2 separate regions of the Mus musculus genome follow, and region 1 is linked to region 2. The links are chromatin loops, found by intact Hi-C in ENCODE. Cell type or tissue: left cerebral cortex. All regions are shown on one strand. Each heading gives the region's core, and the rest is flanking DNA. Links, peaks and the distances in the headings are about the cores only.

What was found. Peaks named below come from ENCODE experiments on the same cell type or tissue, not always from the same donor. Only the 100,000 strongest peaks of a DNase experiment are listed, where the experiment ranks them.
Region 1: a loop joins it to region 2, with 2.3 times the contacts of the local background. A loop is called at or near these places in 7 of 42 quality-filtered maps.

Annotation. Positions count from the first base shown.
Region 1 is chr12:105,019,288-105,031,100 of GRCm38, reverse strand. Gm46375 (a long non-coding RNA gene) reads left to right here and starts at 4,345. Exons shown (of 2, transcript XR_003950255.1): 1 at 4,345-8,693. It overlaps Snhg10 (small nucleolar RNA host gene 10), which reads left to right. Exons shown (of 2, transcript NR_003145.3): 2 at 276-484. Mir3069 (microRNA 3069) reads left to right here; the gene lies at 1-24. It also overlaps Scarna13. In left cerebral cortex, for the core only: CTCF peaks have their summits at 3,202 (motif pointing left) and 5,623 (motif pointing right); DNase peaks (open chromatin) are centred at 3,204, 5,632 and 8,714.
Region 2 is chr12:104,833,811-104,845,623 of GRCm38, reverse strand. All of the region lies in intron 1 of Clmn (calmin), which reads left to right. Among named protein-coding and RNA genes, the nearest start is that of Clmn, 25 kb to the left of the region's middle. In left cerebral cortex, for the core only: CTCF peaks have their summits at 6,442 (motif pointing left) and 7,994; DNase peaks (open chromatin) are centred at 7,496, 8,009, 8,306, 9,813 and 1 more place; H3K27ac peaks cover 3,780 bases.

The DNA.
Region 1 (11,813 bases), core at 1,370-9,369, 190 kb before region 2:
GTTGGACACTAAGTACTGCCACAAAACCTCGAGCGACTAAGCGTGTTGCCGGAGGTGGTCTGTTTGCACCCGGGGAGTGAATGTAAAAAATCAGAGTTCACACAGAGTGAGCCATGGGATGTGCTAAGCTGTGGCTCAGAGGGAAACCGGAGCCACTCGCTCTGAAGACAGATGGGAACCAACCGCCTGGCGGGTTCCTTGTCATTGTATTGATTCCTGGTTTTTTTATTTTTTTCTGATGGCAAGCCCCAAACTAAAATCTTGTTATTTTGCAGATCCTCTGATTCCAGGTACCATACAAAGATGTTTACAAGAAATGCAGAGGTAAAACAGCTGCTCCGAAAGCCAACCTTTTGTGTCCTTAACGGCAGAGTGTCAGTTAAATCGCCCCAGCGCCCGGAAGCTTTTATTCATGTTTACACTGCTGTGAGTAGTTATAAATAAATAAACCAATAAATAAATGCTGGCAGTTTGCTTCTGGGAAGCTGTGTGTCTCGTCTACTCTCAGCCGTCCAATTGGCTTTGGTGCTCACTGGGTGAAGGGAAAGACTTTGCAGACTGCTCTGGGGACCTGGAAGCAGAGCAGTGGTGGCAAACAGCATGTTGCTAACTATTAGTGGTAACAAAACTCCTGGCCCAAAAAAAAAAAAAAAAAATAGCAGCTTAAGGGAGTAAGGGTTTACCTTGTCTCCCAGCTGGCAGGTGCAGGGATCATGGCAAGAGCTTGAGGTGGCTGGTTGCATGGCATCCAGCAAAGAGATGAACACCGCTGCCTGCCTCCAGGTCCCCATCCTGCAGGGGTCAGCGGCTCCTCCTCCCTACGTAAACCTTTCTGGAAGCATCCTCATAGACAGACACATCCTCAGGAGTTTCCATGGTGACTGTGAATCCCGTCGAGGTGACAGTGGAGACAGAGCTTTCACACTGACTTTATGTATAGTTCGTTGGCCTAGGAAAGAGTTTTCTCTTTAAGTCATCAGATATCTAGTACAGCTGTCACGTAGTAACATTAAAGTTAACCAAGTGGGACGATTGCCAAGCCCGATTTCCAGAAATGCAGCACCGCTGCCTAGTTGAAGTGACACACACCTTTGATCCCAGCGCTTGGGAGGTGTAGGCCCATGGATCTGAGTTCAAGGCCAGCTCAGTCTACATAGTGAGTTCCAGTCCAACCAAGGATACATAATTTAATAATTTAATAAGACCATCTTAAAATGTGTGTGTGTGTGTGGTATAAGACTGTTTTCAAGCCGTTGCTTTAGAAATCTTCAAATGAAAGTGTGAAGAAAGTACGCTTCTGAAGCGTCCATCAGAACTGCGCTCTGGACAGCTTGTGTGTCACCGCGGTGTGTGTCCCCAGTGGGGAAGCGGAAGGGGAGTTTGCTTTCAAGGGTCCTAGGATTTGGGTAAAACAACATCATAATTAAACTGCAAAAGTTCACCTTGGCAATATGTGACTCGGGCATGTCACAGTGTCTCTCTTTCCCTGCGTTCAGATGAGGTCCTGCTTCCATTCCAAACCCCGTGAGGCCAGTGGGAACAATGACTGAGTCTTTTGTGTCTCAGCCCCACACCAGCCAGGGTGGGGACTGTGGAGCTGAGTGGTCTCCAGCTCCCACCCCCTTTCCTTCTGACACAACTAGTGCTACCACCTGATACCCTTTACAGTAACCAGCTTTTAGAAGAGGGGAGGATGGCTCAGTGGTTAAGAGCACTGGCTGCTCTTCTAGAGATCCTGAGTTCAATTCCCAGCACCCACCTTGTAGCTCACAACTTTCTGTTACGCTGGTTCCAGGCAACGTCTGTGGACACAGACACGCACACAGGCAAAACACTGGTACACCATAAGCAAAAATTACACCAGGTGACACGTGCCTGGCCCTGCTGCCCAGAGCTTTGAAGGTGCTGCCCTAAGAGAAAAGTGGCTCTCTGGGTTACAGGGGTGGAGCCTCCAGTAAAGATGGCTCTTGGGACCCAGAAACCCACAACCTGAGCTGAAGCCTGACCCACCCCCGTGTGACACTTAACAACAGAGCATCAGCTCAGCCCCCGCCATTAACCGAATGCCCAGACAACACCTACAGGCATGTGGAAACCAGGCAGAGCCAGTCTTTCCAAGAGGTGGCAATGCCTTTGAATTTTGACTACCTTTCTCTCCAACACAGCTAATTTATATTTTATTTTCGACTTGGTTATGGTTTCATTTTTGTTACGTTTCTTGAGATAGCCTTGCCATTAGAGCCTTAGTCAGGCCTAAAATGAGATCGTGCCGTAGCTTCCTTGAAGGCTGGGATTACAGGTGTGTCCTACCATGCCTTGAAGCCTTTTGTAAGTACTTAACTGATCTTAGTTGTGGATAACCTAGTCCCTACATCAGAGATTCTGGCTGGCACAGGCTCTCCTTGCTTTGTCTGATCCAGGAGTGACTGGGTACATGGAGATAGATGGTATGTTGCAATTGGATTAGGTCAATCTAGGATAGACCACGGAGAAGGTATATGTTGTGAAGAGCTAGAGTGCTGTCCTGGGATTTGGAGTGTGGGGGTGTGGTCCTGGGTTCTAGTCCTAAGGATACCGAGTATTGAGTTTTCATCATTGAATTTTCCCACACTTGTATTTTCTCTCCTTGTGTTTTGAGAATGGCCACTGGAGGTTGTGTATATTTCAAGCTTTTGTCAGAGTGGTGTGGAGTTGTAAGGCTGTCTGCTGTGTTTCCCTCCTCCCAAGCAGTTGCCTCAGTGTGAGTTTGTCCTGTGTACGTATTGTGAGTTTTGTTCTCCAGACAGCTTTTGTGTACACAAATCCGTTTGAACCTTACATGAAGCCTAGGGTGCAAGGTGTGGTGGTGTGTGTCTGTCCTCTCAGCAGCACTGTTCCTGCGTCCAAAATGCCAGAGTTACTTATAGGCAGGAACCACCACACCCAACCTTATATGTCTTAAAGTTGTACAACTGTCCGACTTTGTTTTATTGAGAAACTTACTATACACCGAGTGTAAAAGGAAAGGTTTCCTGTAAAGTTAAATTAATTAAATGGTGTGTTTGCAGCTGTCGGGGAGCCACCATTGCTTTCACGCCAGCACTGTACTGCTTCTCGCTTGGGGAGCTCCAGACCAAGGAGAAGGGGGTGGGGTAGTGGTAAAACACCCAGGAAACAACTGGCTTCAAAAGCCGCTCACACGCGTGCGCCCTCTACTGGACGGTGAAGAAACCTCGTCGTCACAGGCCCAGTACTGTGGCACTCTGAAATCAGCCGCTATCAGAAGTCAACAGAACTGAACTGCTGACTCGCAAGCTCCCCTTTCAGCGTCTGGTGCAAGAAATTGCTCAGGATTTCAAAACAGATCTGCGCTTCCAGAGTGCAGATACTGGTGCTGAGCAGGAGGCAAGTGAGGCCTATCGGGTTGGCCTTTGGGAAGATACCAATCTGTGTGCTATCCATGCCAAACATGTAAATCTCCAAAAGATATCCAGCTACACACGCAGAGAACATGCTTAAGAGTCCACTATGGGGCTGGAGAGATGGCTCAGTGGTGAGGGGCACTGACTGCTCGTCCATGAGTCCTGAGTTCCCAGAAACCACATGGTGGCTCACAACCATCTGTAATGACATCTGATGCCCTCTTCTGGTGTGTCCGAAGACAGCAACAGTGTATTCATATACATAAATAAATAAATCATTTTTTTAAAAAAGAATAGGTTAAAAAAAGTACTCTATGAGAGGAAAAATTTCATTCTCAAAATAAAAAATTTTTTTCCTCTTCTTCCTGTTATCAGTAGTTCTGAATGTTAGATAATTTTTCCATGGGATCAAAGGTACCCAAGTATATGATTGGGGGGTGGAAACATAGGGGACAGAATCAGGTATTGGTAGCTTCTCCACATTCATGTGTGAGCTTTTAATATAAATTCAAGATGTAAAGCATTAATGCAAGCAAAATGTTTCAGTGAACACGTTTTCAACAGTTCAACTTTATAACAATTTTAAATAAACCTGTTAGATTTTTCTGAACAATGCCAGCATTCGGATTTTTAAAACATAAGTAAATTTATATTGACAGAAACTAAATGGTGTTTGTGACATTTTTATCATCCAGTAGAGTTCATCCATTCACTATACCTTCTGAGTTGCCCTGTGTACAAGTTTTTAATATTGTCTGTCCTCTGCTTTTCCTATAAGTTTGCTATTAAAACACATTAAACTCTCTCTATATGAATTAATTCATATATACATATATATATATAACAAATATATACATATATGTATGTATCTATATATATAATTCATATATACATGTATATGTATATACTATTATATATGAATTAAATGGTACAAGAATTAAGTGAGCACAATGGCTCAGTGGCTAAAGGGCCTGCAACCAAGCTTGGTGACCTGAGTTCCACCACCAGGTCGCACACAGGGGAAGGAGCAAGCTGACCCCACAAATCCTTCTCCCCTACCGCCTGTTTAATATGCAGTGCTGTTTTGCTGTCTGGGGTTGGATTTGGCTTTTAACAGCAGATAGTTTCTGTCACTCATTACCTCCCAAAGACTTGTGAGGAGATGCCTAGACCACAAAAACAAGGAGCCAGTCAGTATCACGGGGCCAAGGGCCCCTCTGATAGTCTCAGCCACAAGAACACGTGTTCTCTTCTGAGGAGTGACGGCCTCTGACTCCTGCTGAGTCAGAATTTCACTCAGCATTTCCCAAACCATTGAGGCTGGATAATTTCATGCTTTCAAACCATCACTATCACGAGAGTCCACTGCACACAGGACTCCCGTCGCCAAGAAAGCAGTTACCGCAGGGTTCCGCCAGGGCGGCCTGGGCTAGAGATGGGGAGGTGGAACTTCCCATTCTCCCTTTCAGAAGACGATTAGGAAAAGGGTCTTTAAAACTGGCTCTTTTTCTGACTGTTTACCCAGAAGGATAACACTTGTTAACTCTGAATGCTGTATTTTTGAAAGTGTAGCTGGTAGATACAAAATTCCAAAGGATTTTAATTTAAACACACAAAAAAACTATTCTGCTTTTCAAAAATGCAAAGTAAGCTTTTTTTTTTTTTTTTGCAAAGGCCTCACTGGCAAGTTGGGAACCTTTATTGTCTCAGGGTGAAGTTAGCACTTGTGGGTGAGTGGGTGCCTTCTTCTCTAGGTGCCTAGGTGGACTGAGCCCAGCCTTCCTGTGACTTTTTTGTGAAGCCATGGTTGTGTGAGTTAGTTCTACTCTGACCCTCCCATCCATCCGCACATCTGCCTTCACACAGCACAGCTGCTGCCCTGAGATAATTCATACGAGTGCTAGGCTATCTAGGGAAGCAGATAAGATCCTGTCAGTCTCCTCTGTGTGTGTGTGTGTGTGTGTGTGTGTGTGTCCCACACACACACGCCCTCAAGCGCCTTGGAACTGACCTGTAACTCATTGTGATCCTCCTGCAGCAGCCTCCTGAGTTCTACCATTAAAGGTGTGCAGGACTACCCCCGGCTTTAATAAGAAGAATTCTCTTGAAGAAATTGTTTCTTGTGGAAAAAAAAAAAAATTAAGAGTCTTCATTTCAAGAGGTGGGAGTGGGGGGAGGAAGAACTGAGCATTTTAGTGAGTCTCCTGTCTTATCCTGTAAGGCCAGCAGGGGGCACTAGCTTGTCATCTACAGAAGCTGGAGCCCTGCTGATAATGTAGTCTGGGAATCGGTAAGTGGCCCAGATTTGTGCTTTCCCCTAGTGCCAGAACCTATCCTATGGAGTAGTTAACTCACGTGCTTTCTATTAGAGTCACAAAATGGCATATATAACGGGGTCATTGGGAGACTTAAAAGTTGACAGATAGTCTGAGATACTAAAAGGGGTACACGAGGCTCGGTTGGTAGAATGTTTACTTAGCAAGCAGGAATTTCTGAATTCAGTTCCCAACACTGCAGGACATGGGGTGTGATGGTGAATGCCTGTAATCCCAGCACTCAGGCGGTGGAGGCAGAAAGATGAGAATTCAAGGTCATCCTTGGTTATATACTGAGTTCCAGCCAGCCTGAAGTAGGTGAGACCCCTGCCATCCTCACCTCCACTCCCCTCAACCAAAACGAAGCAGAAAAGAACATTCTGGAAGCATTGGGTATAAACGAGGAGGATCCTGGGGTACTGGTCTGCCTGGGCTGACTAGAGACCTGCTTCAAAAAAAAAATATGAATGAGCAAACACATTTCAAGAGGATGGATGCTTGGTTCCCTCACAATGCCGGAGGAACAGTTTTGTAGACAGCCCTCCTGCAGTCCGTGGTCAGTACCTTGGGATACCGGTCATCAGGTGTGAGGGACTGAGTGCTGCCCGCATGGAGTCCTTTTCCTAACTGAACCACAGCAGGTTTGTTGAGACAATAGTAGACGTGATGGAGACCCACCCACTAAGAGATATAGAGACCACCATCAGCCTGAGCAGTCCAGCACCAATCCCACACAGTCGCAGGCACTAAAGAACATGAGCATGACCCTCGATGGCTGCTTGGCCCTCTCTTCTCAGAAATGTGTGTTCTCCTCCTATGTATTTCCTATGCTTCGCCCATTCCCCTGTGGGTTCCCAGGCAGAAATGGTTGTGTAGCCTGGTGCCTTCACACTGTTCCTGGCCTGTAGGGTCTGCTCAGTACATAATTCTAACATAAGGGACAGGAAACACCGTAAATAATTCAGGACAGTGCCTCTACAAGTCTCAAAGTATGAAACTCAAAATATAGTACCCCTCTCCCAGAGGATGCCTGAGACCACAAATAGAACTGAATCCTGTATACATACTATGTTTTTACATCCATGTGTTACCTGTGATTAAAGTCAACTTATAAATGAACTGAAGGAAGAACAGTAGCAACAATAATAGCAACAAGACCGTGATAGCAACACTGTAGCTATAGTTCTACCACTGTGGTCCCTCCACACATTTCTGCCTTCTCCAGGAAGAACTCTACAGCTTCTCTTTGGCATATTCAAGTTGCCAACATCCCCGGGACTCTGAGGACACAAGTAAGACAGGGTGACATAAACACAGGGGTTGCCATACCCAGCGGGAGACCTGAAGACCAGCATAGCCACTAACCGGCTCACAGGCAGGTAGCGCATACCGTGTGAATACTCTAGACTGGCAGTGGATACTCTAGGCGGGCAGCGCATACCGTGTGGATACGCTAGGCGGGCAACACATACCGTGTGGATACGCTAGGCGGACAGCGCATACCGTGTGGACACTCTAGGCGGGCAGCGCATACCGTGTGGATACTCTAGGCGGGCAGCGCATACCGTGTGGATACTCTAGGCAGGTAGCGCATACCGTGTGGATACTCTAGGCAGGTAGTGCATACCGTGTGGATACGCTAGGCGGGCAGCGCATACCGTGTGGATACTCTAGGCGGGCAGCGCATACCGTGTGGATACTCTAGGCAGGTAGTGCATACCGTGTGGATACTCTAGGCAGGTAGTGCATACCGTGTGGACACTCTAGGCGGGCAGCGCATACTGTGTGGATACTCTAGGCGGGCAGCGCATACCGTGTGGATACTCTAGGCAGGTAGTGCATACCGTGTGGATACGCTAGGCGGGCAGCGCATACCGTGTGGATACTCTAGGCGGGCAGCGCATACCGTGTGGATACTCTAGGCGGGTAGTGCATACCGTGTGGATACTCTAGGCGGGTAGTGCATACCGTGTGGACACTCTAGGCAGGCAGCGCATACCGTGTGGATACTCTAGGCGGGCAGCGCATACCGTGTGGATACTCTAGGCAGGTAGTGCATACCGTGTGGATACGCTAGGCGGGCAGCGCATACCGTGTGGATACGCTAGGCGGGCAACACATACCGTGTGGATACGCTAGGCGGGCAGCGCATACCGTGTGGACACTCTAGGCGGGCAGCGCATACCGTGTGGATACTCTAGGCAGGCAGTGCATACCGTGTGGATACTCTAGGTGGGCAGCGCATATAGTGTGGATACTCTAGGCAGGCAGTGCATATGGTGTGGATACACTGAGCAAAGCATGATTCACTTTCCCCGCACGCCGAGTTGGATGCCGAGCAGCTGCAAGCTGCTGAGGAGGAGTTTGCCTTGAACTCTTGGCTGCTCACTGGTAACTGAAACTGTGGCAAACCAAACTGCTCCTCAGCAAAGGTTCCGGTGCTGACCATAGATGCCACAGAAAGAGACAAAGCACCTGTGTGCCTGGGGTTCTGGGGTGAGGCGTCTGCTTTGCATGCAAAAGGCCCTCACTTCAAGTCCCAGACTCACAGCTCCTGCCGCCATGCTAGATAGGACATTAGGAGGAAAACTACCCTGTCCAGTCCTGAACACCTCACAGTCGTGCAATGACACATGCAAGAATGTCACTAAGAACTGGCAGGAACTAGGGTGAGGGGACCTGACAGAAACACTTCAAGGGGCCAGAGAAAGCTCAGGGGATGACACTGAGGCTGCCACTCAAGAGAGTCTCCATGGAAGAGGGAAGAAAAACCTGGCAGGCGGTGGTGGCGCACGCCTTTAATCCCAGCACTTGGGAGGCTGAGGCAGACCTGGCTCGGAGTCTGATAGGGAATCTTTCCTTAGGAGAGAAGATCCTAGAAAGCCTCGCTCCCCAGTCAGGAGAGCACTTGGTTGGAACTCTGAGCATGGACTGGAGGCAGCTGAACCCACAGAGCAGCCAGCGAGCCCGACTGACTGTAAGTGAGGCAGCACTATTCCAGTCTGGGGTGGGGGAGGGGCCATGGGAGGAGATCAGAAACCCTGCAGAAAGGAAAGGCGCCATCTGTGATTGTCTGGTTGGAGGTTATGGTGAGCCCTGCTGGCTGCTTGCTAACTCGGGGGAAATGGAAGGAAGATGGGCTGTCACAAGACTTCTGTACATCGAGATTCTCAAGGCACCTGAGGGACACCTAAATCATCAGGCTACAGCTGAAAGAGGAGAGTGTTTCCACGACTGCCTGTACCATAAAATTACTTTGAATAATAACAGAGGTAGGCGTGGGCCTCGAGAGAAAAGCCAGACAAGGGTAAAACCCTGGGTCTGTGTGCTTGTGGAAGGACAGCCATGAAGATTGAAAAGGAGGAAGGAAAGAAGACAGAGATGGGAAATGTCCAAGCCACAGCAAGGCCAGGTGAGGGCCCAGGCTTCCTGCTTTGGGCCGTGAGGGAAGTGTGACCGGAGACTGATTCCTGACCACTGGTGGCCGCTTGCCCTTTCAGTTCGGGAAAGAGTTGGGAGGAATTTGCCACCTTGTCTCCCAGCTGTGAGTGGCCCCTGTGTGTGAGCCTGTGTTTGTTCTAAAGCATCTAGAGAGCCTGTGAAGTAAGCAGAGGGCCCCACCATTTTCCCCACGCATGTCAATAGCAAGCAAGAATCTGCACAAGATTGAAGAAGTGGCCTTCCTGCAGAGGCTGGTAGCTGTCCCTTTCGCCCTGGTGCTTGTAAGACCTTCAGTGTCTGTGGCCACTGGGGTGGGCGTACCTTCTGTTAGCCTTTCCATTGACTTGTTTTCTGCCTACTGATTTTGACTGTTCACCAGGAAGTGTGTGGCACTTGCTGTGTGTGTGTGTGTGTGTGTGTGTGTGTGTGTGTGTGTGTGTGTACCCACTCCACCGTAGAGGAGATTTAGAATCAAAGGTTGTATTAGTCAGGGTTCTCTAGAGTCACAGAACTGACGGGTCGTCTCTATATAGTAAGGGAATTTGTTGATGACTTACAGTCTGTAGTCCAACTCCCAACAGTGGTCAGCAGCAGCTGTGACAGGATCTAGCAGTTGCTCAGTCCCACAAGGCAAGCAGGAGAAGAAGAGAGAGAGTAAATCTTCCTTCTTACAATGCCCTTATGTAGGTCTCCAGCTGAAGGTGTGGCCCAGATTAAAGGTGTGTGGCACCATACCTTTAATCCCAGATGACCTTGAACTTGGAAATCTCTCTGTCTTAATCTTCTAGGATTCATAGCCACTATGCCTCAAGGTCTCCATGCCAAGATCCAGGTCAGAAACTTGTATCTCCCAGCCTCCAGATTAGGGTCACTGGTGAGCCTTCCAATTCTGGATTGTAGCTCATTCCAGTTATAGTCAAGTTGACAGCCAGGAATAGCCACTACAAAGGTCTTTAAAGTCAGGGGAAGTTGCAGTTTTAAGGGCTGGCAGCAACCACTTGGAAAGCACACTTTCTGTCTGGTCAGGGGCCAGTGATCAGCAGCAGGACCCTAAGGCATCCTGAAGCTAGGCTTTTACAGTGAAACATGGTCTTCACTATTCAGGAAGGCTCCCGTCCAACCAAGAATTATGATGGAGATGAGGTTGGAGAGGTGGCTCAGGGGATACACTGCGAGCCACACCAACAGGAGGACCTGAGCTCAGTACTCAGCATACACATAACATGCTTAGCATAGTAGCATGAGTGCTAGGAAGTCGGGGACAGAGGCTCCCCAGAGCTTGCTGGCCAGGGGACTAGCCAATCGATGCCCTCCACATTCAGTGAGAGACCCTGCCTCAAAAACCAAAATGGAGGGCTGGCGAGATGGCTCAGCGAGTAAGAACACTGACTGCTCTTCTGAAGGTTCTGAGTTCAAATCCCAGCAACCACATGGTGGTTCATAACCACCCGTAATGAGAGTTAATACCCTCTTCTGGTGTGTCTGAAGACTGCTACAGTGTACTTACATATTATAATAATAAATAAATCTTTGGGCCGGAGGGAGCAGAGGTCCTGAGTTTAATTCCCAGCAACCACATGATGGCTCACAACCATCTGTACAACTACAATGTACTCATATACATAAAATAAATAAATATTTTTTAAAAAAAGACTGCTGCAGGCAGTCACAGCTGCTCTGACGAAGGTGGTAAAGGCTGTTGTGCTGTGAGGACAACACCCTACAGGTCACTCTCAGCCTTCACGTGGACCTATCTGACATTTTTAAGCCCTGCCACCCAGCTCAAGAGCGCCTGCCTGTCTGTCTGTGGTTGCACAAAGTACCACAAAGCCTTCCTGGGTTCTTCCAGCCTAACTAGGATGCCAAGGCCACGCCTCTGGGAGTCAGCCAGGGCGGGGCTCCTGGACCTCCCTCAGCTTTCTGGGCACCCTGCCTATCACAGCTTCTAATATTATCACAGGTTCAGAAAATAAAGAGAAACGCTCTAGTGGCTTTGAAAACTGTTGTCCCCGGAGAGCAAACACCCAAACCGCTCCTTTTCCCACCTAGTAGAGACCTTCCTCAGAAGACGCATTCTCTTCCAGAGTTGCTTTCTGTTTCAAGGAGTGGGGATTCAGTTCATCACAGGAGGAAACATTCGGGCAGATCTTCAAATTCATGGCACACGTTCTGCACGCTCCTCCCAGGAAGACAGCAAGAACTGGTGGTCCCTTTGCTGGGTGTCGGAGCCTGTGGAGATAAGGCATCTGGCCCTGCCCAGCCAGCTAGAGATGTGTGAGGCCCAGAGAAGAGCCCAGTCAGGAGGCTTTGATCCTGGAGGCTTTTGTGCTCTGCCAATCCCCCCTGGGCTGGAAACATTGATCTTATGAAGTCTGCATGTGGATTTCAAAAGGAAAGGGAACAAGCAGGCCAGGTCTGCAATACGCGGCTGTTTAAATATGAATGATGAAGCGGGGAGGGTGGACGACCTTCAGCGTAGTGAACACACAGTTCATGTTTGGTCACCAAGGAGAGAGCTGAGCAGAGACGAGACTTTCCTGGTACACAGCAGTTCCGAGAAAACAAAACCACATTCATTATGTGTAGTGGGCTCGTTGGCCTGGCAAGCTCGGTGCCATCAGCCCGAAGCTCTGTTTTCTTTTCTTTTCTTTTCTTT
Region 2 (11,813 bases), core at 2,692-10,691:
TCGGGAGGTAGGGGTGGAGCAGAGGTCCCAGTACCGTTTAATACCTTGCCAGGCACAAATGAACTCCCCACTAGTGGGAGGTGGAACCCTGCCCCATTCTGGACACTTAGACTGCAGCTGGCTGACCCTCACCAGTGACTCAGGCTGGAGATCTGGGTGGGGCCGAGACAAGCATATCTAACAGGGTCCCCAAGGCGAGCTGTCCCTGTGCTATGCTCTCCTAAGATCACAACAGAGAAGGGGGTTATTTCTGCAGCCAGAGTCATGGCCACCGTTCCTGGGGTACAATGGGGAAGGGTCCTGTGACCATGTTATGACCAATCAGGAGTGGGTTTTTTTATCCCCACCCCCCTTTCCACATGGATAACTGAAAGCAAGGAATATTGTTCCTGCTAAGCATATGAAAGCACCGCCCCCTCACCTCACCAGCCTTCCCCACATCCCACAGAGCTGAGCTGTCACTCTCTTGGGCCTGCCACAATTGCTCCATGCGTCGACTCCAGTCACCAGTGGCTAGATGTGGGCAACAGGTGCCCCCTTCCTCTCCCAGTTCAGAAGGGCAGCCCAAGGGAGAGAGGAAGGAGCCAGGGAGGAAGGAGTTACAGGACTGGGAAGCCCAGGGCAGGGAGGTACTCAGGTACCCTAGTCTGCCTCCCAAGGCTTGCAGGCAGGAGCTCGGGGCTTGGGTGGGCATTGAGTCACTGGTCTGTAAACAGGGCTGCTCACCTGCTGCAGGCTCCTGCCTCACACCCATCCTACTACAAGACTTCTTTATAAGGAAGCTGGGTGTGGTGGCACACATATACCTTCAATGCCAGCACTGGAGAGGCACAGGTAGGAGGATCTCTGAGTTCAAGGGCAGCCCCGTCTAGGGCATGAGTTCCAGGACAGCTAAGGGCTACATAGAGAGTCCCTATCTCAAGGAACTATCATCACCAAAGAAAGTAAGCACTTGGGATCATCACAAGTTATATGGGGGAGGGGGTGCCACATCCCTGACATTAAAGGCCTCATTTCTGCATGACTGGCTCTTCCGTTTGGGGACTGTGGCTCATGGCTGCATGGCCCCTCAGAATGTCCTGCATCCTTGTACGCCTTGGTCCAGACTAGACAAGGGTGGCCACATGGGTTCTGTGGTGGATGATGTCATAAGTAAGCTGACCTTTGAAATCTCTCGCTCACTAACTCCCATAACAGAGAGCTTCCTTGTCAAGGAGACTTTACCAGGTTCTTTCAAGACTGGTAAAGCCAGACCCTCAAGGAAAGCAGCGGCAGCAAGGGGTCTGCTGGCCTGCCTTTCTCTTTGACTCCTGTGCCCCCTACTACCCCCAGTCCCCCCCCCCCCCAGCCAGAGCTACCCCAGAAGCTCCAGCTGACACACGGTACTCTCACAGAGAACACATTCTTTTGTCACTGGCTGACACGAGGTTCAAGAACATAGGCTTTGGTCTCAGACAGATCCCCAGGACATTCGGGATCAGTCTCAGTCAGGTTTAGCTGAGTTCCAGAGAACCCCCCACGCCATGGTGCTATAAGCAGAAGAGCATTTCTGTGCATGTAGTCCAAAGCTACATGGCAGTGGGTCCCTTCAGAACCTGCAGTCACTCAGGCTCTTTCCGGCTCACAGCTCTGCCATCTCCTGTGTGGATCTTGATCTTCTTGTGGTCCAAAGTGACAGCTAGGGCTGTCACTGTTACGTTAACGCTCGAGGAAGCAGGTTTGAAGAAAGTAGGATAAAGAAGGATTGGAGCAAATGCCAGCGTTTCATGAGGTTTTTAGAATGACCCTATGGCGTTCTTTCTCAGATTCCATTGGCTGAAATATAAATTACAAGAGACTGCAGAGGAAACTGGTTAGTGGAGTTCCCCTGAAAACAAGGGGTTCTCAGTCACGGGGGGAAATCAAGAAGGGAACTCTGAGGTAGCCCTGTCAGCCCATCTCTGTCCTACAACTCCCAGCTCTGAGGGCCTCAGTCTAGTTCTGGCCTCTTTACATTTTAATCATCTCCGGCTGCCTGGAAACTGGAGTTGATGGCTCACATAGTCCTGACCTGGCCTGACACAGCATGGGACCCAGAAGTCACGTCCGCTGCATTCTGTCACTGGCTGTGGGTGCTCTGCTTCATGGCAGGCACCACAGAGAGCAGAGTGAGCCGCGGACACACTAGGGATCCTCACATCTTAAGCCTCCTTTATGTCACTCCCTCAGGTGCCATGATAACATGTCACTCCCTCAGGTGCCATGATAACATGTCACTCCCTCAGGTGCCATGATAACAGCGGTGTGAAAGTAACTCACACAGGCACTGAGGAGATGGCTCAGTGGGTAAGAGGCTCCTCTGCAACCCCAAGGACCTGGCATCAGATCCTGGCACTGGCGTGAAAAATCTAAGGTGCTTGGCACACGTGTCATCCCAGTACTCAACCTACACCAGGTGGGTGACCAGGATGTGGTGGTCACCTGGCTCGCTCTGTGCAGCGTGTGTGTGTGTGTGTGTGTGTGTGTGTGTGTGTGTTGTACTGTGAGCACCTCCTGGGTGTGCAACTCTTTGCCCCATGGGGCCTAGGGAGTCTCTACACTCAAGGGACAAGGGACTTGGCCAAGATCACATGGGGAGTGAGAAGATACCCAGGTAGTAAGGTCAAGGCCTCCATGCAGCCAGGTGCGGGTGACTCCGTGCTACGTGTCCATCTTAGGGATGGTGGGAGAATGGGCAAATGTGTATCGTACTTATTGGGATGGTCTGGCCAAGGTCATGGAGACTTATTCCACCTGCCATCAGAACAGAATTTTTTCCAGAGTCATGACTGCATTTGGGGATGTGTGTATCAGCTCTGTCACCTGCCAGATGATGGCTTCCAGGACCAAGGAGGATGCTGAGTCTCCTGCTTTATCTGCTTCGCTTTATTCCCTGGTCACAGGGTCTCACACTGAACCTAGAGCTGAGGCTGGTGGTCAGCAAGCTCCAGCAAGCCCCTGACCCCTGACCCCCCAGCACTGGGTGCATGGCCACTCCAGGTTCTTAGATCAGTTCTGGGGATTTGAACCTGGGTCTGCAGGCTTGTGCAACAAGCCTTCTTATACACTGTGACATTTCTCTGATTAGTTTTCTTTGTATGACTGTGACCACCATACTTGAGGGAGGAAGGACCGGCTGACTTTGCTGTTTCAGAGATGTGACCACCTGGCCCTTTGTGCTTGGGCAGGATATCAGTGTGGGGAGGTGGCACTGTTCAGGTCATAGTAGGCGGGGGGGGGGGGGGGCGGGGAGAAAAGATGGAAGGGACTAGGGACAGATATAACCCTCAAAGGCACATCCCCAGTGACCTTCCTTTAACTACGTCTCGGACCCTCAGGTTTTCAGAACCCCCTTAAATAGCACCATGGCTGGGAATGAGGTATTCAGCATGGACGCCTGCAGGGGACCTCTCATATCCAAGCCACCCCCCCTCCCCCACATCCCTGCCTCCATGCTGAGTCTGACAGGCATGCTTGAAGCCTCTAGGACCGTGCAATGTGAGGGACTCAACCCCGTCTTAGCAACTACAGCAAAAGCAGGTGTTGGGAGGGAGTGAGGAGAAAAGAGAAAAACAGAATGCTTGAAAGTCCCTTGAAATACTCAGAAGGGAGAGCCTGGAACTTAGCCTGGGGAGGCTCATTTCTGCCATTTGACCTCCAGAGTTATAGGATACAGTTGCAACCTTTTAGGCTACCATGTTTGAGGTAATTTGTTACAGTAACCAGTGAAAGATGACAGGAGACGTCTCTGTGTGGCCAGGGGAAGTTTTGCCAGGAGATGAAACCAGGGAAACAAACAAGGCAAAATTTTGAGACAAAAGGACCCTGGGCAGAGGAAACACTAAAGTACAAAGGTCCCCAAGGCCAGGAGGCACTTGACCCTCTCAGTGTCGGTGGCCAAGTCCCTTGGTCAACATGAGACTGCTGACCTTCGTCCCAGTGGACTCTCCATCAGCCATCTTCCTGGGTTTCCTTTTGTGCCAAGGGCTCTTTCAGCTCAGAGAACTGTGTGTATCTCCAGGCAGGTCTGCTGTCATTTCTTTGAGAGCCTTCTATGTCCCCTGCTGTTCCCAGCTCCTGCCTGGCTTGTCCTGTGGTACCACTTGCTGATACACCTGTGGCCTCTGCTGGGCAGCTGCCCAGGGTGAAACCTGGCTCTCCTCCACCTCTGTCTCATCACTGCCTGAGGCACAAGAGGCAAAATATTTGTTAACAGAGCGCTGCCTCTGCCAGAAGTGTGGGCCTATTCACCTTACTTTGGACTATGACCGGGCTAAGGATGCCAAGGGCTCTGGCTGCCTGGACAGGAGGTGGAAGGTGCTGGGGAGAAAGCAGCTCGCAGGAGACTTCCAGCCCACCCTCCCCCATCCTCACCATCCTAGCTACATGATGAGATTGGTACCTCTTGTTGGCATTCAGCAGGCCTGAGCATGCTGAGAACTGGCAGGATTAGGAGGCACTGGGCCCACTTTCCCCTGTCCTCCTTCCTACTGTTCCCTGGAGACTGTAATCCTGTGGACGACCCCAGACCTCTGGGTCCCCAACGAGCCTGGGCCCCATCCTCAACCAGGGACATCTGAGCAAGGGCTGAACCTTGTACTATTTTGTTCTTTCCTTTCCCAAGCAGAGCAGGGGTGGATGCCTCTGACCTCTGAGCTGGCCTGGGCCTGTACACCCTACACCTCACTCACCAGGGTCAGGCTGAGCTTGGATACAGAGAGATCTCTGATGAAGACCACAGCTTAGTAGACCAGGGTTGGGATGGGGGTGAGGGGCTTAGATGTGTGTGTGCATTTGAGCTGATTAAAAGACAAATCAGAGAAGGTTTGAAAAGGAGGAAGGGGTGGGCAAGGAGAGATGGAGGGAGGAAGAAGGACGGAGGGAGGGAAGGAAGGAGGGTGTCTTCATTCCCTTCTGTTCCTGTTCGCCATTTTTCTGGCTGCTCCGTTCCCTCACGTGTGTTCCTCTCTATCCTCCATCTTCAGCCTGCACTTGGCTTTGCTGCTCACTTTTCTGTGGTTCCTGCTACCTGGTTTTGGCACACGGCTGGTGTCCTGTGTGGGGACCAGAAAAGTTATGCTCTTGCCTGTCTCATGGCTCTCTGGTACCTGCTGTTCTGAGCTCCTGCCTCTCCCAGTCTTCTTGGTCTCCCTGTCAGCCAGTCCTGGCCCCTTTGAGAGCCTTGCAGGTGCCAGCCCTGGGATCTGAGAGCAGGTGGGATTGGAGGGTGTTTGGTGCCCCTTGAGACTGTGTGAGGACACAGTATTCAGAGACTTGCACCTGAGCCTATTTAAAGTCAAGGTGTGGTCTAGTAACAAGGGGACAGTCAGTGCAGGAGAAAGTCCCTTCCTGGAAGTTGAGGAGCCAGTGTCATGGGTCTCGGGATTCAAGCACCCAAGCTTCTTGCTCTGAGTGTCCTCATATTCTCTGCATCCTTAACCCTGGTGTAATAGGGCAGACTCATGGAGTCTGCTGCATGCTGAGTTCAGCAGCTGCCCTGAGAGCCAACGACTCCCAGTACCCTGGTGTGCGTGCGTGTGTGTGTGTGTGTGTGTGTGTGTGTGTGTGTATGCATGTATACATACATACAGTAATACATCTATATTGTCACAACTGCATCCAATGGCACCATTATCTCATTTTTGCAGATCAGAGTCTGACAGTCCCTGGTGACAGTCAAGGTATTGTTCACCTGGTTTCTTGCTGCCATTAACTTGTAGGGGCCTCTTGCATTCCCTAGCCTGTGGCCCCTTCCTCACCTGCACAGTCAGGGGCATTTCCTCTTCCATCCTCACCTCTGTTTTTGTCAGTGTCCTGCTTCTCTTTGCCTTCCTGTGGACAGTGAGCCTCTTGTCACGGAGCTGGTCGGAGATGGTGCTAGTGAAGTTGGGGCTGTTATTTTAAGCGATTCTAGGAGAGGCGGTGAACTCTCTAGAGACTTGTAAAAATAGCATCCTTTCTGGTTTGCAGAGAGGTACATGTCCACTGTCTACGGATGGTATCAAAAACACAGAGGAGAAATCAAATCATCTCCCTGCACCTGCCTCGTGTGACTCAGTTCCCACGGATGGATTGTTTTTTCTGGGTTTTTCTGATTAGGTGCTGAGCTCAGACTGGAGCTGGGGGGGGGGGCCTGGGGGGGCTGACACTCAGTGACCACGCTGGCTCCTCAACTCTACCCCCTAGGCCCTGAACGCCTTTGGGAGCCGTTCCCAGGCCTGCAGTGATGTGGAACACAGTCATGGGTAGAAATCACACCATGACTGGTAACAGGAGCCTGGCAGGCACCCTATGCGCTCTCTCCTTGCTTTTAGGACATCTGTATAATATACCTTTAATGTCACTTTCCCCTCTTTGTGCCCCCACCTCTCCTGTGCCCAGTGCTGGCTCACGGTGCCCTGTGCTATGAGAGTGCCCCCCTGTGGTGGCTTCTCTGCTCTTGGCAGCTTGGTTTGTCCCTCTGGTCCCTCCAGCTCTGGTCAGGTCTTTGTATCTTCTCTCTCATCCCCACTTCTAACGACATCATCCTGGGACATGCGCCTACCTGGAGAGACACTGGGTCACAGGAGACAGGAATTGAATTCTGGGACTCTGAACCATGACTGGATTGTTTTTTGTTTTTTGTTTTTTTTTTCTGAGGGTGCTACTTTGCAAGAGGCAGGTGCAGCCTCCCCGTGAGTGGGTCCCTTTGGTGGCTTTCTGCTAAAGAAGCATTTGTTCCTGCAAATAAGGAGCCTCCAGGGAGAGGAGGCAGCTGCTGTGGCCAGGGACATTTCCATGGAACATGCTGCTGTTTGGGTTTCATTTCCTTTCTGATGCAGGCTGTGGCTATCAAGGTGCCTTCTTATTAGTGGTAATAAGGCAGGAGCCTTCTATGTGCAGAACTGGGTGGGTGGAAGAGTCTGGAAGGAGCCACTGGCAGGCTTGTGAGGCATCTGGCACCCAGGAGCTGACAGGTGGTTTCCTTCATGGGGGCCAAGCCCCAGATGGACAGGAAGCACCCACTTGTGCTTAGCCCAGAGTGGGTGTTGTTACTAGGGACCAGAGATGATCACAGCCCCCTGTGGTCCACTCTAGCTAGCCAACACTTTTTCCTCCCAAGATGCTTTCTTTTACTGTAGTTCTTGAGAAGAAATGGAGGGTCTGATACTATCTGGTGGAAGCCAGGCGAGTGTGGGAAGCGTTCATGGTGATGGTGACTGTCTTGATCTCCATGAGAGATCGGGCACATTTTCACAGGGTGTCTGCTTTGGCATCAGAACCCCCTGTTCCGAAAGTTCCTGCTTTTTCTGCACCCTTAATTCCACAATAGAACCAGATGCACGGTGCGTCTGCTACACGCTAAAGCCAAGGGCGGGAGGATGGCAAGCGCTTAGAATGTCAGCTGCCCTGACAGTCGGAGCCTCCGTGCCATGAGGTGCTGGGCAGGATACCTCTGGCTGCTGGGATAGATTGTCACGGCCCTCTTATCTTTCAGCTCTGCAGGCCAGAGTCTGTCACAGTCACGGGTGGCATTCGAGGCACTGGCCAGCCTGTACATTGCTATCTCTAGCCTGCAGAGGCCACACTCATTCCTACTGCGTGGAAGTTAGCAAAGCTCAGTGCCTAGAGGTGATTGGCTGCACATGGCTGGCTGGGGGGGAGGAGCCAGGTTTACATGCAAGCAGGGGTTTCGACTGTATGGTTGAAAGTGGGAAAATAGATATTGAATGGTCTTGGGTTGGGGACCATCTGCAAGTTAAGTGTGTGTGTGGGGGGGGGGGATCACTTCTGACTCTGCTGGCTCTAGATCCAGTGGCCTCTTCCTCTGGGTCAGGCTTTTTGCCTCATCCCTGTGGCTCTTGTGCTAGGAGCAACACTCTGTCAGGTCTGCTCTGTGCTTTGCAGCTGGACAGTAGTGTGCTGGCCTCTGAAACCTAGATGCCAATAGCTTCTGTCCTCCCATTGTAAAACATGCAATGTCTCCAGCAACCGATAGATGTCCTGTCTGTGTGTGTGTTTGTGTATGTCTATGTGTGTGTGTGTGTGTCTTTGTATGTGTGTGTCTGTGAGTGTGTCTCTGTGTGTGTTTGTGTATGTCTGTTTGTGTGTGTGTCTCTGTGTGTCTCTGTGTGTGTGTGTCTTTGTGTGTGTGTGTGACACAGGAGTCTTCGAGGCTGGAGCATCATTGCAATCTCTTCTTTCCCTCTCCCTCCTCCCCTCCCTCTCTGCTGATGTCCCTGATCACTGGCTGCTGTCCCTGGTACAGTCTGTGCCTCCCACATATTTCTCCCTCTGCCTGGTGGCCTCTCTGTCCCAGACTCATCAGCTTTGCTTGTGAGGGTGGATCCTTGCCAGCACTGCTGCCTGAGTCCTCACTGAGCTCAGTAAATTTTTATTGAAAGGCTGAGGGACTGTTGCATAGAGCCCCAGAAGACACACACTAGACCAAAGGAGGTCTCCTTCCCACATGGGGTTTCCAGAATAAAAGATACAGGAGGGGGCCAGCATTCTGACATTCAGGGGGTGCTTCCCTCCCACCTATGGCCAGGCAAGGGGTGGGATATAGGGGCAGATGCTCAGGAACCTGACAGGACATGACATGTGGCAGTGTGTTTGTTGCTTGACCACAGGATGACATGCCAGCTCATCACAGGCCAGGAGCCACCATGTCTTGGCAGAATGGGCACACATGTTAATTCACTTGAGGATTGGGGGTACCATGCAGCCCGTGGGAGCCTGGAAGGTGTCGGTATAGTGTGGGGCACAGTATATTGTGCTGGACAAGGAAAGAGGAAGGTGTGGTATTGTAAAGTACATTAGTGGAGGGGAAAAAAATCAGGATTTGAGGACTTAGGGGTGCAGCGAGGGTTGCTCCAAGAGAGGGGGACAGACAGGAATCACAAGTTACCATAGTGGACTCTGTCTCAAAATAAAAAACAAATCCCACAAGTGTTCATAGCAGAGTCACAGCCCCAAATGTCCATCAACAATCCCAAGCCCATCACAGAAATTGTAGGTCATGCCAGACCTATAAACTGTGGTATGTCCATATTATGGAATATTACTCAGCAATCGAAAAGGATAAAACTCTGATAGATGCTACTATCTGCATGCTGTGGAATATTATAAACAGCAATGAAGTGCCGATGGGTGTTGCAACATTATAGGAAGTGAAGAGCTATTTGTAACTGATCCCTGCAGAGAAAGGGAAGTCAATTTTCTTCGCTGGAGTCTCACTGAGCGCAGCTCCAGGGCACTGGAGTCTCACTGTGCGCACGCTCTCCAGGCCAGGCCCCAGGCCAAGGAGCAGCTGGTCAACAATAACAACAAAAATGGACTCTGTGGTGTTTTATTTGTTTTTATATTAGTTTTGTTTGTTTTTTATTTTCTTTTCTTTTTTCTTCTTGGAGAGGGAGAATGAGAGAGAGAGAGAGAGAGAGATAGAGAGAGAGAGAGAAGACATGAAGTTGGATGGGGAGAGAGCTAGGGAGGTTTTGGGAGAAGTTGGAGGAGGGGGAATATAATCCAGTTTAAAGAAAGGAGGGAAGCAAGCAATCGGAGAACCCAACGTGGTTCCTGAATGGCCAGCAGTGTCTGCAGTGGTGGCCTATGACAGGTCCAGTCTCTGTGAGGAAGATCGCTGGAATTCCCAGAGGCCTGTGTGGGACGGGAGGCAGGGGTGGGCTGTTGCTATGGAGAACTCTGATGACACTCAGTCTATAGCTCTTTAAAGCAGCGTGTTCTTCTCAAAGCTGGAGAATATCACTGGGATGCACGCACACGCACACGCACACGCACAGGCTCAGGCACACGCACACGCACATATACCCCTACCCCGCCTTCAAGCTGGCTGAAGGTAAATGTTAAACAGAGCTCTGTCTGGGCATGAGGAGAGTGGCTTGCTGCATCTCATTTCAGCCAGCCGCAGGAATATGATTCATCAGGAAGCAAAAATGAGAAATTGATCTAGTAGGGGCAATAGCAAGTCATTACCCACAGAAAACGTGACACATAGACAGGGCTTTCTTCTCTCCTTCTCAGGCTCCCGAGTGCCAGGGGTCACACCTATTCCGAGGAGTCCAGATCAGCTGCAGAAGCAGCTATCACTCTGTGTGTGTGTGTGTGTGTGTGTGTGTGTGTGTGTGTGTGTGTGTGCGACAGATCCAAACTCTGCAGGGGAGGGTCTGCAGGCTGATTAGACGAAGCCCACCCACACTGCCAGTTTCTATGTTCATCTCATTCGAAAAATGCCTTCGTCGAAACATCTAGAATAATGGCCAAATCTTTGTCTCCTGTGGGCTTGCTTGTCAGGTTGACCGGTGACGTTGACTGCCGTGGTAGCTGTCCAGAGAGGTGTGGGAATGGGGATGTTGAGTGTTAACTGTGTCACCCGTGTCTTGTAGAGATGGAGGCCTGACCTCTGTGTCTGCGGGTGACATGGCCCCTGTGCACTGAGGTTGTTCTGAGACTCCCCAGCTTTTCGTTCAGGCTATCTTAAGGGGCTGGTCTTAAGGCAGGCCACTGAATGGATAAGCAAGGCTGGAGTGAGAACTTACTGATGTGTGGTGACCCCGAGAACCAGTGATTAGCGAGTGTCTCCTAAAACCCTTTGCCTGCCCTCCTCTCAGTGCTTCCTCTTTTAAGGCTCACAGCACCCCTCCTCCACCCCAGGCTGGTGCTGCTACTGCTTTTGTTTGGCTGAAAACTGAGGCACAGCTCAGAGGATATACTTCAGGTGTCCTGACTCCTCCTCCAGCAGCTCTGGGCTCCGCCCAGCTCACCTCAAACTTTTACCATCTAACAAGTCCATTCTAAGTTTGTTCATAGTGCAAGTTCCACAAGGACCTTTGTCCCCAAATCCCCAAAAGCAGGTTGAAGTCAGGGGCGAATAGATACCTCCCTCTCCTCCCAGCCTCTTCCTTGAGTGGGTATGGCTACTTGGCCTCTCCCTTCTGGTCACATAGGCCAGGCTCCAGTAGGCCATATGACCACTAGGCAGCAGGATAGGGCCCTGCAGGAAGAGCCCTGGGGTACCTGTCAACTCCATGCCATAGACTCCAGCTAGACTCTAAGGGGAATTTTTTGGAATCCCAGAAGGACACACTGAATATTCTAGTTTCTTTTGGTTGCTATAACAAAGTATCCTGACACCAGGTGGTGGTGGCACACACCTTTAATCCCAGCATTTCGGTGGCAGAGGTAGGCGGATTTCTGAGTTTGAGGCCAGCCTGGTCTACAAAGTGAGTTCCAGGACAGCCAGGGCCATACAGAGAAACCCTGTTTCAAAAAAGCCAAAACCAAAACAAACCAAAACAAAGTATCCTGACAGAAACAACATATTTTTTTAACTCCATAGTTCCAGATGGGGACATGGAAGAGCTTAAAACAGCTGGTCACATTGTCTCCCCAGTCAGGAGAGAGCAAGGAATGCAGGCAGGCCAGGGCTCACCTCACTTCTCTGCACTTCTCCATCCTAGGATCTCTTTGCCTAGGGAATGGTGCCACCCACATCTGATGGGTCTTCCCACCTCGATTAATGAAATGGAGATGCGTCCTGCAGACATTCTCTGGGATTCTCCCAGGTGACTCTAACTTCTTTCGAGTTGACAGTTAACCCTGATCACCATGCCAGGTGATTTTAGATCCATTGCTTTAGATCCATTGCCTGTCCTGCTACTGCAGAAAAAGAGTAATCCCCACTTCACAGTGGGTACGATGTCATCTCTGAAGCCCTCAGTGCCGCCCCTGCATGCCACTCGCTCTGTGCAGATGAAGTGGCCTCTCCTTTCCTTAGGCATGCAGTAATAGATGCT